Regions from separate parts of the Homo sapiens genome. Here region 1 is linked to region 2. The links are chromatin contacts, found by Hi-C or POLR2A ChIA-PET in ENCODE. All regions are on one chromosome and are shown on one strand. Each heading gives the region's core, a stretch centred on a gene start or an enhancer-like site at or near the end of the contact. The rest is flanking DNA. Distances are from core to core; before and after follow the strand shown.

The links. Hi-C counts contacts between places; a loop is a spot of excess contacts on that map. ChIA-PET counts read pairs that join two places held with the same protein, here RNA polymerase II (POLR2A). Pooled maps may share reads with other maps.
Region 1: a map of CD4-positive, alpha-beta T cell shows a loop between it and region 2 (2.2-fold over the local background). The contact joins two enhancer-like sites. A Hi-C loop is called at or near these places in 1 of 168 maps with a recorded cell type or tissue (CD4-positive, alpha-beta T cell) and 5 of 50 pooled maps. POLR2A ChIA-PET finds 5 or more read pairs at or near these places in 1 of 52 experiments (T-cell).

What each region holds. Positions count from the first base shown.
Region 1 is chr13:26,784,519-26,791,445 of GRCh38, forward strand. No RefSeq gene overlaps it. Among named protein-coding and RNA genes, the nearest start is that of GPR12, 27 kb to the left of the region's middle. RefSeq lists enhancers at 450-1,065, 848-897 and a silencer at 1,598-1,647. Within about 2 kb of position 1,398, at least 7 of the 41 ENCODE cell types and tissues checked have a DNase peak (open chromatin) inside an H3K27ac peak, as active enhancers do; they include CD4-positive, alpha-beta T cell, where a contact is called at or near this core.
Region 2 is chr13:26,720,332-26,726,716 of GRCh38, forward strand. No RefSeq gene overlaps it. Among named protein-coding and RNA genes, the nearest start is that of GPR12, 37 kb to the right of the region's middle. RefSeq lists an enhancer at 1,087-1,176. Within about 2 kb of position 1,405, at least 5 of the 41 ENCODE cell types and tissues checked have a DNase peak (open chromatin) inside an H3K27ac peak, as active enhancers do; they include CD4-positive, alpha-beta T cell, where a contact is called at or near this core.

The DNA of each region.
Region 1 (6,927 bases), core at 148-2,647, 64 kb after region 2:
TGAGCACTCTGGACATGAGAAATACAACAGTGAGCACAATGAAAAGGCCTCCATCCCTGAAAGCTCATCACCTCGTAGGGGAGGTGACAAAAAGTAAATCAACAAACACAACAATTGTGATTGCAGTAAGTTTTGTGAAGGCAATTTTTGTTAGACAAGAAATTCTGTTAGAACAGGAGTTTGATAAAGATTCATGTCTCCTCTGTGGGTGCCACATGCCCACTGTCTGTCCCGGTCAGGAGGGGTGATCTGGTGGCAGGACAGGCTGGTAAGTGCAGTAGAGCCAGGAAGCTGCAATTGAGGAGCTGTGCACTGGAACTGAGGAAGCAAGACAGGAAAAGGAAGCCCACTCCACCCCTAGTCATGGACCTGCCTCTAGTCACGTTACCGTGGAAGTTCCCAGAACACTCTGTGCTTCTCTCCACTTAGCTCCTAGACTTTCCGCTGGCTACTGTACTCTTAGGTTCCAGGACCAAGAAAAGCCTTAGGTTGTCCCACGTGGTACCTTTTATTATTAAGATACAGGAGAGGAAAAAGGAAATGGCAACCCCTATGCAGTGGCCTTGAGTTGGCAGTAGCCTGGTGGTGCTGCAGCTCAGGGGTGTGCAGGCAACGCGGTCACAGCCCCCAAGCAGGAGGTCCCCACTGCATCTGGCTCAGGCTCTATCTCCAGTGTGATTCAGCTACACCACTGCTGCTGCAACCTGACACACCCAATCACTACAGCATTCCTTGTGCCCTGTCCCTTGGTCAACCTCAGTCTCCCTACATCTTATGTTCTCACTCTGATATTTTCTGCCTGCCTGGGCTGCTCCTCGTTTTGTATAGATGATTTGTAACGGACAGAACTTTGCAGCAACTGTTCAACCCTCTGGGTCAGGTGCCCATGGCCGGTGCTACCACCTGCAGTGCCTGTGAAAGGGGAAGTTCCCTTGTTCCCCTCGCAGGGCGTGCGATGGGGGAGTGGCTTGCTTCTTCAGTGCCCCGCTGCTCAAATCTCTAGGGGAGCCTACAGGCGGGCAGGCTGTGGGGCGCCGACCCTACAGCAGTGTCTAGATGAATGTTTACAGCTCCTGAAGCCCCGTGGGCATGTGCTACAGGGTGCTTTCTTAGTTTGCTGTCTATAGGCGCTTATGTTAGCTCCATTAGACCCTCTACCTTGTCGCAAGGACAGAGAGCTTTCTGTATCCCGGGTTCTTGCCTTGGAGTACCAGAAGAATCGGATCACACCTGGGCTTGGAGAATGAGTGCAAGGTTTTGTTGAGTCGAGGTAGCTCTCAGCATATGAGGGAAGTCAGAAGGGGATGGAGCAGGAAGATTTTTCCCTGGAGTCAGGCCACTCAGCGGCTCAGCAGCCTGGGCTCTCCTCAGACTGCCTCAGCCAAACTCTGCATCGTTCTGCTTCTGCCTCAGCCAAACTCTGCATCATTCGGCTTCTACCGGTGGCCTGCCGGCATGCAGGCACTGGAGATCCAGCTGTCTGTGTGTCTGCCTACTAGGGTATCCGGGTTTTTATAGGCACAGGATGGGGGCATGGCATTTGGGCAGGAAATGCCTGTCCTCCCCGACGTCGGTGGGGGTGGAGCCCTAGCCAGGGACCACGCCCTCCTCTACCCAGCACTTCCCTTCCCCGTATCGTTTAAAGGGACCAGCTGTTCCCTTCCCAGCACTTCCCTATCACCTGCAGGCAAATTGGAGAAGAGATTCCCCTCCAGAGCAGATGATTCTAAAAGGGCTTGTCTTTGGGTGGACTAATTCAAAAAGGAGCCCTTTCCCCAGGCTGTGGCACCCCCAGCAAGTACATGCTTTTCGGCAGCTGAACACTGCCTGGATTTCAGACCTCAACTGCCCTCTAGGCCAAGTGTCTTCTTCAAAGCACAACCTGCACATGTAGTAGCCCTGCAGGTGTGAATTCTCGATCCCAGCAGCTTACTCACGGAGGTGGGGTCAGGTGGTACAAACATGCCCTCTGGGTAGGAAGCCATTCAGAAGAAAGCTGGGGCTGGAGTGGACACCCGAGCCTTCCCAGACTGGTCTGTGGGCACTGTCACTACAGGAATTGCCGGACCAATGGAAAAAGGTATTCTTTCATCTTCTCCTGGTGGCATGGACAACCAGGCCTTTGGGTTCTAGAACTGTGGGCTCCCTTGCCCTAGAAGTCATAGGGAGTTGGTCCAAGTAGCAGAGATTTCCACTTTTAAATAGTCAGTGAAGGGCAAGACAAAAAGCCCATGTCTCAGTGAACTGCTGACCAGCAGCCCCTGCTACAGAAAAGAGACTGCATTCACATTTCCAGGTAGCTTGTGTGGGGTTGTTTTAAACAGATAAGAGAATGCCCTCTTTTGGTGGCAATTGTAACATTTTATAGCAACTGAAAAGCTAGAATCTTTGATAGGTGTGATTTACAAGCAATCTATTTTTTGTGGTCAAAAAAAGTTCAAATAAATGTTTCCAGGTGTCAGCGCCTGGTGGTGTGGCTTTGACTTTTAGACAAGAACAGATGGCTGGTATTTTGGGTTATGCAGATCCAAATTCATTTTGGAATCAGGGAGAAGACACAGTTCATACTAAATCTTCTCTGCATGAAAATAGCCTGAAAGCAGAGGAAAAATTCTCTGACATCACTTCCCAATTATTCCTGACTGGGTAAGCACCGGAGTGACCCAAGGAATAGGGGAGGGCTGGGGAGTCACACTGTCAAATAAAGTCTGGCTCCAAGTTGTCACTTGCTCCCAAGGATGAGTAGCCACTTGGAGCCAAATCTGGTTTGGTTTGGAATAAAAAGAAATGGAGCACTTCCTGCTCTGTGTGTTGGGAGTCACACAGCAATTCGTGCCTGTTCCAGCTGCTCCTCCACCACCAGCTCCTGAGTCCAAGTCACTTCGTGTCTTCCCTGAACCACTCCCATAACTGCCTCTGGGGGCCTGCATTCACGAGGTGCCCTCCAGAACATTCTCCACTCTGCATCCAGGGACAGCTTGTGAAGGCAAACATGCTAATTTCACCAGCCCTGTGCTCCTTCCTATTCAAACCCCCTTCTGTGGCTGCCATTGCTCTGTGGCTGCCATTGCTCTGAGAACCCCATTCTAGATACTGGAATCCAGAATGGGGTTCATAGGACACACTAGCTGCATTTTGCTCCACACTCCATCTTGCTCTCGGAACTCTATCCTACTACCTTCTTTCTCCAAAAACACCCAAATCCCTCCCATCTTGAGCATTTGCATGCACCTTCCTTCCCCTGGACTGCCTTCCCCTTCCATCTAATGCACACCCATCCTTAGACCTCCTGTCAGCCCCGACTCCCCAGGGCAGTTTTTCCAGAATCTTCTGATGGGTCAGATCATGTATTTATTTGACATGATTAAATAGATACAGCAATATAGCTCTTTTCAGTATAGATCTTTGTCATGCAGGTGTCACAGTTGTGAGCTTACATTTGTGATATGAATTTTACCAATGCCCTTCCCCACAGTCTGTAGATACCATGTGGGCAGGGTCCTCTGTGAGCATTCGCTCCTTAATTATTTTGCTCACTGCCATATCTTCAATACCGCATGCTGTGGCCAGCATAAGTAGATCTTCCCGTACTGTTGCCACATGAGTGAATCAATGACTATAGAACCATCAAGCATTTGTCAACAGATGGCCCATGAGGACTGCCAAGGAACTTGAGGCAGTCTGAAAACTCTAGGATCCAAACAGTCTGAAAGCATCAAGGCTATGTGATCTCAAAGGGCCTGTTAGGTCATAAAATGGTCTAATTGTATGATAATGAGGGAGGATTTTTAGGCAAATGATGGATGGAAAGGAACAGACTGGAAATGAGCTAATAGAAAGAAAGAAAACAGAAAACATGGCTAAAAGACTTTTTTTCCTTCCCATGCTTTTATGGTGATTTCACCTTATTCATTGCTTCTCACATAGTGACTTCTGCTCACTCCTTTCTGCCTTACTCAGGGGCTGTGTTTTATTTCCCTGTATATGCTGAATGTTCTGAATCATGTGCAGCAAACAGTAGGTACTCAACAAATGCCTGCTGAATAGAAAGATCAATATATCACTTAAACAGATATGAACACAATGACATTATTCTCCAATGTTAAATCAGATTTTATAGTAATAACTGATTGTGGTCATTGGATTATTTTACTGTGGTTTCATTAACTGTTTGGGAATCTGTGTACTGTATTAACCTCCTGACCTGTTTCATGTAACTCAATGGGTGACTTGAAAGGGTTTGTGATAACAGGGCTGGGAAGGTTTCATGCCCTCAATCTGACTATCTCCTTTTGGGCAGGTAGCATGGTTTGCACACCCCTGGGCAGTTGATCTCTTGCACCACCTCTCCTGTCTGCTCCTCCTGGCTCTAGTCACTAGTCCTTCCCTCATCTCTGCTCCTGTCCTGTGTTTGGTAACAGATGCAGCAACCACTGTAGGATAGAAACACATAGCTTTGGAAGCTACCAGCTCTGTTTCTGTAAAAATGTATTTATTTAACCTAAGAGTTTACTCAACTCAGTTTGACCCATTTTGTTCAGAAATATGTCTGTCACTACTTTCTGGATGGTTCTTAAAAAGAGTTTCAGCTAATGCAACCAACTTGTTACCCTGAGACCGAAAGCAGGGGGTCTGAAATTACAAACACTTAGAGTGGATATTTGGTTGGATTTGGGCAGTTGCCAGGGATCGTCTGCTAATTTTCCCTTCCCTAAAGAAGCTGTATCTCCAGGCCTTTGCTCACGCTATTCCTTCTGCTTAGAACACCCTCTCTCTGGCCCTCCTTGCCTCACTAAATTCAGCTCATCCTTGAGTTCTCAGCTTAGACTGCACTTCCCTCTGGAAACCTCCTTGGGCCCTGACACCCTGGGCAAGGGACTGCTCCTCAGAGCTCCCGGCACCTGGTGGGTTCCCTGGAACAGCTTCTAACACACCATATTTACTTATTTCTATTTCCCATTACACCTAAAGCTGAGTGAGCCTGTATCTTAGCTCTTGCCAATTTCCAAGGACCTAAAATAATGCCTGGCACGTAGTAGAGACTTAAATATTTGTTTGCTGCTAGATGAACAGATCCAGGAGTCCTCTCATTTCACTGTGCCTGGGAATAAGTCTCCCTGAGACACAGGGGGACTGACGGAGCTGGGCTTTTCCTTGGGGACCAGAGGTTTAGGACTAACTTGGGACTGAGGGCCGGCCTGGAGCTCTCCCTGCATGTGCACAGTGAGATAGGTTACAAGTGAGCTTTTTTTTTTTTTTTAAATCATTTTCTTTGTTTGTTTGAAATGGAGTCTCACTCTGTTACCCAGGCTGGAGTGCAGTGGCGCAATATCAGCTCACTGCAACCTCTGCCTCCTGCATTCAAGCGATTCTCCTGCCTTAGCTGCCTGAGTAGCTGGAATTACAGGCACCCGCCACCACACCTGGCTAATTTTTGTATTTTTAGTAGAAATGGGGTTTCAGCCTGTTGATCAGGCTGGTCTTGAACTTCTGACCTCAGGTGATCCACCAGCCTTGGCCTCCCAATGTGCTGGGATTACAGACGTTTATCATTTCATTAGATTACAGCCTGTTTATCATTTCATTAGAAACCTCTTTTATAACAATTTTATTTTATTTTGTTATATACCTTAATGACTAAGTGCTTATTCTCATTGATCATAATAAAAATAACAAAAAAGTTTGTGATGAAAAGACAGAAACCATTTAGCTATAAAATATCATATCAATTTGTCTCATATAGCCATATATTAAGAGCATTTTTTGGCCAGGTGCAGTGGCTCACGCCTGTAATCCCAGCACTTTGGGAGGCTGAGGCGGGTGGATCACAAGGTCAGGAATTAGAGACCAGCCTGGCCAATATGGTGAAACCCCTTCTCTACTAAAAATACAAAACTTAGCTGGGTGTGGTGGCATACACCTGTAGTCCCAGCTACTTGGGAGGCTGAGGCAGGAGAATCACTTGAACCTGGGAGGCGGAGGTTGCAGTGAGCCGAGATCTTGCCACTGCACTCCAGGCTGGGCAACAGAGTGACACTCTGTCTCAAAAAAAAAAAGAAGTTAGCATTTTTTATTAAAGGTGACTAGATTCTTTTGAGAAGAAGAATCTCTCTCACAGTTGCCATTTAATTATCTTTCTAGATATAATTTGTACAAAAGTGTGTGGGCGTTTTTTTAAAAAAAGAAAAACGCATTCTATGCACCTTTAATGTTGAAGGAAAACTTATTAACAGTATTACATCATCTTTTTGGTTCATCACAGTCTGCTAATACTTTACAATTCAAATAAATGGCCTGGAGGCTAGATAAGACCATTTTCATAATTTTAAAGGGAAATAAATTTCTGTTCTTCTTATTGTATTTCTAATCAGGCACTCACCTTTCAGAGGATGCCATATCCCAGATTAATTCAGCAAATGGCACTTCTATGTGGAATAATGCATGACTGTGTGCCTTTTGGTTTTCAGGACACAGCGTGTAGAGGGCTTATAACAAAATTCTCACCCTTTTAATATCAAGGGATGGTGAGGGCATGCATTTTTTTCCAGGCAAATTCCATATTGTATATCATTTGTAAAAACATTGACTAACTGCCTCTTTTAAAAATCAGGGAGTGCATTGCACTCAGGCACACAGAAAAGAGGTAGCATCACTTCAGTGAGCAGAACTATCTTATCCGTAAGATTTCCTCCAGCAAGGTAATTCTATTTATTTTACCCCTGAGGAGGGTTGGGATGGTTTTTAATGTAGCAGGTAGAGCTTCGAGGGAAGACAGATTCAAAACTTGCTCCACCAGCCTTGACAGTATCATGAAATACAGGAATGGTGTTTGCACTAACAGAAAGGAGCCTTTGTGTCTTCTTAGTTGCATTTACATTTCAGGTGCGCTGCTGTGTTTGGGCTGCAAGTAATTAACCTCATCGCTCA
Region 2 (6,385 bases), core at 155-2,654:
AGACAAATTCATACTCATTGTGAGATATTTTAATATCTTTTTATCAGATATTGATAAAATAAATGGATAAATATTTATTAAGAATATAGAGGAATACAGAATGAATAATATTCTGTAATCAGCAAACTTGAACTAATGAACATATGTAGAAGACTGCATTTAAGAGCTGTAGAACACACATCTTTTTAAGGATGCTGTGACACGCTGACCATATGTTGAGCTGTTAAACAAGTCTGGAAAATTTTCAAAGGATAAAAATTAGATGTTTTTTTCACTTCAATGCAATTAAGCTAAAAATCAATAACAAAAAGATAACCAGAAAATTATTTTGTGTTTGGAAATTAAGCAGTACTTTTCTAAAGAACCTATGGGACAAAGAAGAAATCATAATGGAAATTAGAAAATATTTTAAAATACATTATTATGAAATATTGTATATCAAAACTTGTGGAATGCAGTTAAAGCCATGCTTGGCAAAAAATTATAACCTTGAAGTTTATATTAGAAAAGAATGAAGGCTAAAAATCAATGTGCTAAGAATCTGTCATAAAGTCTGGGGGGAGAAGAACAGGAAAATCAAAGAAAGTAGAAGTAAGGATACACAAGGATACAAGCCAAAAATAATGACTTAGAAAAATTAACACACAAAGGAGGCTGAAGAGGGCCAAAGAGCGGTTCTTTTAGGAGGTGAATGAAGCTCAACTCCCTGGCAAGCCTGTTAGGGGAAAAAAGGAACTAAAAAGCTAAAATAATAATCAGTGGTCAGGCACTATGAAGCAAATTTTTGCTAATGATCTTACCATCATTAAAAAGATAAGTGAATTATGCCAATAGGTTTGAAAATGTAGCGGAAATGGACAAAGTCCTAGACTCATAGCAGGGGTTCTGCAATGTTTATTACGATTGAGACCTTAACAGTTTAGACCCTGTATTGCTCATCCCATGCTATCCTCCGGAACTCGGTCTTGGAAATGCCAGACTAATGTGCATGAGAGAGAGAAGCTTAGTGCAAAATTCAGCAGGCAGGAAGGATGTGGTCACCATCTGACAAGATCCTCAGGAGGCTTAGAGGCAGGAGGGGCCATCTGCCCTGCCCCCTGTGGCCTCATGGCTGCATCCGCCGCTCCCTGGATGGGGCTCGGGGGTACCTGGGAGCATGATCCGTCCTTATACTCCTCTCACATCAGTATCTAAACTCAGAGTTTACAGAACAAGGGAAACTGCCTAGAATGAGGCTTGTATTCCTAGGGGCAAGGGCTTTCGCCCACCCTCACACAGTTTAATGTCACCTGCCTCCAGATTGTGTTAACACAGAGCCTCTGCACAGCCTCCTTCGCGGTGGCCTCAGACATTTCCGGAATTAGTTGTCAGAGGGTAGGCCCCCGCGCAATGCCAGCTTGCAGAGTGCAGAACTGGGAGCCACCAGGACATTGTGTTTCTCCAAAGAGCGGTGCAGGCCCGGGCAGCGACCTCTTGCTGTTCAGCAAAAAGCAAACATTCAAAGCAGTCCCTGCGGGCTCAGCGTGGCGACCATGAGCGCACGTTTGTGTGCCGGCTGACTCTCCTCCTCGCATAGGAGGACCAGGGCGCATTGGTGGCGGTGGGAGTAGGCACTCTGCAGAGCTGCTGGCCCGAGCTCCACATTCAGCCTCAAGTCGCACTCTTTGTACTGGATGTTTTCAGAAAAACAGCAGACCATGCCCTAACAGCCTTAATGAGCCTTGTAACTGCATCTGCTCTTAACAGTAAAAATTAGTGCTGAACAATGGGACCCTCACTCATGGGGCTACTGTGGTCTGGCAGTCAGGACGGGTGGGTGGTCCTCGCTGCCACTCACCCACCCGAGAAGGGGACTATTTTTAGACTATGCTTCATTTTCCCCTAAATACAGTATTTAAACCACCGTGGTCAGAGTTGGTCTGCTTTTACAGCCCTCTACTTTTTATTTTCATCTCCATAGTGAGTGAGGGATATTGATTCTTTCCCAAATGCTCACTCTAGTACGAAACGTTCTTTTTTCCTTTTCTTTTCTTTTTTTTCCAATTCATGTAAAACAGTAATATAGGAACACCTGCTATGTGCAAGTCATATCAAAGTACCTGATTTTTATATCTCCTCATCCAGGGGTGCCTCCTCCATCAGTGGAGGCTGGTGGGTTCAGAGTGGTGCATGATACAGATCTTTGCAGTAAGAAGAGCTGCACTGAAATCCAGCCTCTGCCACCTCCCCATTGCGGGGCCTTGGATGCATCACCAAAGGCTCTGAAATCCGCTTTGCTCATCTGCAATGGATGGATGTAATTGCTTTAGTGAGTTACAATCTTGGTTGAGCTGTAAACAAGAGGGTCTTGCTTTCCTTATTTGCCCCTCGAACTGTGCTTTGTGAACCTTCGTTTTCTACTGCTTCAAGAAATGACAGCTTGGCCAGATTCCATATCACTTCACCAACTTTCTTTTTTTAAATTCTTAATAGAATTTTGAAAAGAGTATTTTTAGGTTTTCAGAAAAATTGCACAGAAAGTACAAAGAATTCCCATATACACTCTCTGCACCCACACAGTTTCCCTGTGATTAACATCTTGCAAGTGTGATACATTTGTTACAATTGAGGAGCCAATATTGATGAATTATTATTAACCAGAGTTAAGAGTTTTCATAGGTTTCACTCTTGGGGTTTTACATTTTATGGGTCGTGGCAAACACATAATGACAAGTATCCACCATTATAGTGTACAGAACAGCCTCACTGCCCTAAAAATCCCCTGTTCTCCCTCTCCCTCTCCCTCTCCCTCTCCCTCTCGGTCTCCCTCTCCCCACGGTCTGCCTCTCCCCACGGTCTCCCTCTCCCTCTCTTTCCACGGTCTCCCTCTGATGCCGAGCCAAAGCTGGACTGTACTGCTGCCATCTCGGCTCACTGCAACCTCCCTGCCTGATTCTCCTGTCTCAGCCTGCCGAGTGCCTGCGATCCGCCACGCCTGACTGGTTTTCCTATTTTTTTGGTGGAGACGGGGTTTCGCTGTGTTGGCCGGGCTGGTCTCCAGCTCCTAACCGCGAGTGATCCGCCAGCCTCGGCCTCCGGAGGTGCCGGGATTGCAGACGGTATCTGGTTCACTCAGTGCTCGATGGTGCCCAGGCTGGAGTGCAGTGGCGTGATCTCGGCTCGCTACAACCTCCACCTCCCAGCCGCCTGCCTTGGCCTCCCAAAGTGCCCAGAGTGCAGCCTCTGCCCGGCCGCCACCCCGTCTAGGAAGTGAGGAGCGTCTCTGCCTGGCCGCCCATCGTCTGGGATGTGAGGAGCCCCTCTGCCTGGCTGCCCAGTCTGGAAAGTGAGGAGCGTCTCTGCCCGGCCGCCATCCCATCTAGGAAGTGAGGAGCGCCTCTTCCCGGCCGCCATCCCATCTAGGAAGTGAGGAGCATCTCTGCCCGGCCGCCCATCGTCTGAGATGTGGGGAGCGCCTTTGCCCCGCCGCCCCGTCTGGTATGTGGGGAGCGCCTCTGCCCGGCCGCGACCCCGTCTGGGAGGTGAGGAGCGTCTCTGCCCAGCCGCCCCATCTGAGAAGGGAGGAGACCCTCCACCTGGCAACCGCCCCGTCTGAGAAGTGAGGAGCCCCTCCGCCCGGCAGCCACCCCGTCTGGGAAGTGAGGAGCGTCTCCGCCCGGCAGCCGCCCCGTCCGGGAGGGAGGTGGGGGGGTCAGCCCCCCGCCCGGCCAGCCGCCCCGTCAGGGAGGTGAGGGGCGCCTCTGCCCAGCCATCCCTACTGGGAAGTGAGGAGCCCCTCTGCCCGGCCAGCCGCTCCGTCCGGGAGGGAGGTAGGGGGTCAGCCCCCCGCCCGGCCAGCCGCCCCGTCCGGGAGGGAGGTGGGGGGGGTCAGCCCCCCGCCCGGCCAGCCGCCCCGTCCGGGAGGTGAGGGGCGCCTCTGCCCGGCCACCCCTTCTGGGAAGTGAGGAGCCCCTCTGCCCGGCCACCACCCCGTCTGGGAGGTGTGCCCAACAGCTCATTGAGAACGGGCCATGATGACAATGGCGGTTTTGTGGAATAGAAAGCGGGGAAAGGTGGGGAAAAGATTGAGAAATCGGATGGTTGCCGTGTCTGTGTGGAAAGAAGTAGACATGGGAGACTTTTCATTTTGTTCTGTACTAAGAAAAATTCTTCTGCCTTGGGATCCTGTTGATCTGTGACCTTACCCCCCAACCCTGTGCTCTCTGAAACATGTGCTGTGTCCACTCAGGGTTAAATGGATTAAGGGCGGTGCAAGATGTGCTTTGTTAAACAGATGCTTGAAGGCAGCATGCTCCTTAAGAGTCATCACCACTCCCTAATCTCAAGTACCCAGGGACACAAACACTGCGGAAGGCCTCAGGGTCCTCTGCCTAGGAAAACCAGAGACCTTTGTTCACTTGTTTATCTGCTGACCTTCCCTCCACTATTGTCCTATGACCCTGCCAAATCCCCCTCTGTGAGAAACACCCAAGAATGATCAATTAAAAAAAAAAAAATCCCCTGTTCTCCACCTATGCATTCCTCCCTCCCACCAACCCCTGGTAACCATCGAACTTTTTTACTGTCTCCATAGTTTTGCCTTTTCCAGAATGTGTTATAGTTGGAATCATTCAGGTTGGCTTCTTTCCCTTAGCAATATGCTTTTCAGGTTCTTCCTGAAAAGAGAAAGCCACTATGTCTTCTGGTAGCTTGATTGCTCATTTTTTTAAATTGATGAATACTATTTAATTGTCTGGTTGTATCACCATTTGCTTATCATTCACCTACTGAAAAACATCTTGGTTGCTTTCAGTTTGGTGTAATTATTAATAAAGCTACTATAAATATTTGTGTGCAGGTTTCTGTAAAGACATAGGTTTTCAACTGAATTGGGTTAATATCTAGGAGCACAATTGCTGGATCATATAAGATTATGTTTAACATTGCGAGAAACTTCCAAACTGTCTTCTAAAGTGGTTGTCCCATTTTGCATCCTTACCAGCTGTGAATGTTAATTCCTGTTGCCCCATATCCTCACTAGCATTTGGTGATGTCAGTGTTCTGGATTAAGGCCATTCTAATAGATGTGTAGTGGTATCTTATTTTAATTTGCAATTCTCTTATGGTGTGATGTTGAACATCTTTTCATATGCTTATTTGCCATCTGTGTATCTCCTTTGGTGAGATGTCTGCTCATGTCCTTTGCCCATTTTTAAACTGAGTTGTTTCCTATTGTTAAGTTTTGATGGTTCCTTGCATATTTTGGACACAGGTGCTTGTCTTCTCAGTCACATACAGTGTCTCTTGCAGAACAGAAGTTTTTAATTTTTGTTGTTGTTGTTGTTGTTGAGATGGAGTCTCACTCTGTCAGCCAAGCTAAGGCGCAGTGGCATGATCTTGGCTCACTGCAGCCTCTGCCTCCTGGGTTCAAGTGATTCTCCTGCCTCAGCCTCCCAAGTAGGTGGGACTACAGGCATGCACCACAACATCTGATTACTTTTTGTATTTTTAGTAGGGACGGGGTCTCACCATGTTAACCAGGCTGGTCTCAAACTCCTGACCTCAAGTGATCTGGCCTCCTCGGCCTCCCAAATTGCTGGGATTACAGGTGTGAGCCACTGCTCCCAGCCAGAAGTTTTTAATTTTAATGAAGTCCAACTTAACAATTTTTTTCTTTCATGGATTATGCTTTTGGTGATGTATCTAAAAGCTTACCACCAAGTCTAAGATTACCTAGATTTTCTCCTTTGGTATCCCACAGATGTTTTGTGTTTTGCATTTAGGTCTATGATTCCCTTTGAGTTAATTTTTGTGAGGTTCTGTGTCTAGATTCATTCTTTTGCCTGTGGGTGTCTAGTTGCTCCAGAGCCAATTGTTCAAAAGACTGTCTTTGCTCCATGGAACTGCCTTTGCTCCTTTGTCAAATGTCAGTTGACTCTGTTTGTGTGGACCTATTTCTGGGCTATGTTGAACGCCCGTTTCCTGACATGTAGGGAAATGACAATTTAGATTCCACTTTGCTCTTAAACAGTCTCACTTCAGTAGATATTTAACCCCGTTCTTGTTTGTTTATTGGTTTTGAAGCCCCTCCCTTCTCCCCCCACCATAGAGGCTACACCTGTGTAGTGATTTTGAGTGTGGTGGGAAAAGGTGGTGTGCTTTTTTGTTTTGAACCTTTTAATGAAGCCCAGTGAACATACAGAAAATTGCAGAAATTGAAATTAAATGTTTTTCTCAAACAACACATTTGTGTAACTAACACTCACATGGAGGAATGGCACAGTACCAAGGCCCCAGAAACCCCTTCGCCTCCTTTCCAGCCACTGCCTCCTGCCCTCAGGGCAGCCACGATCCTAATTTCCAACAGCTCAGACTAGTTCTACCTGGGTTTGCTGTTTTTATAAAT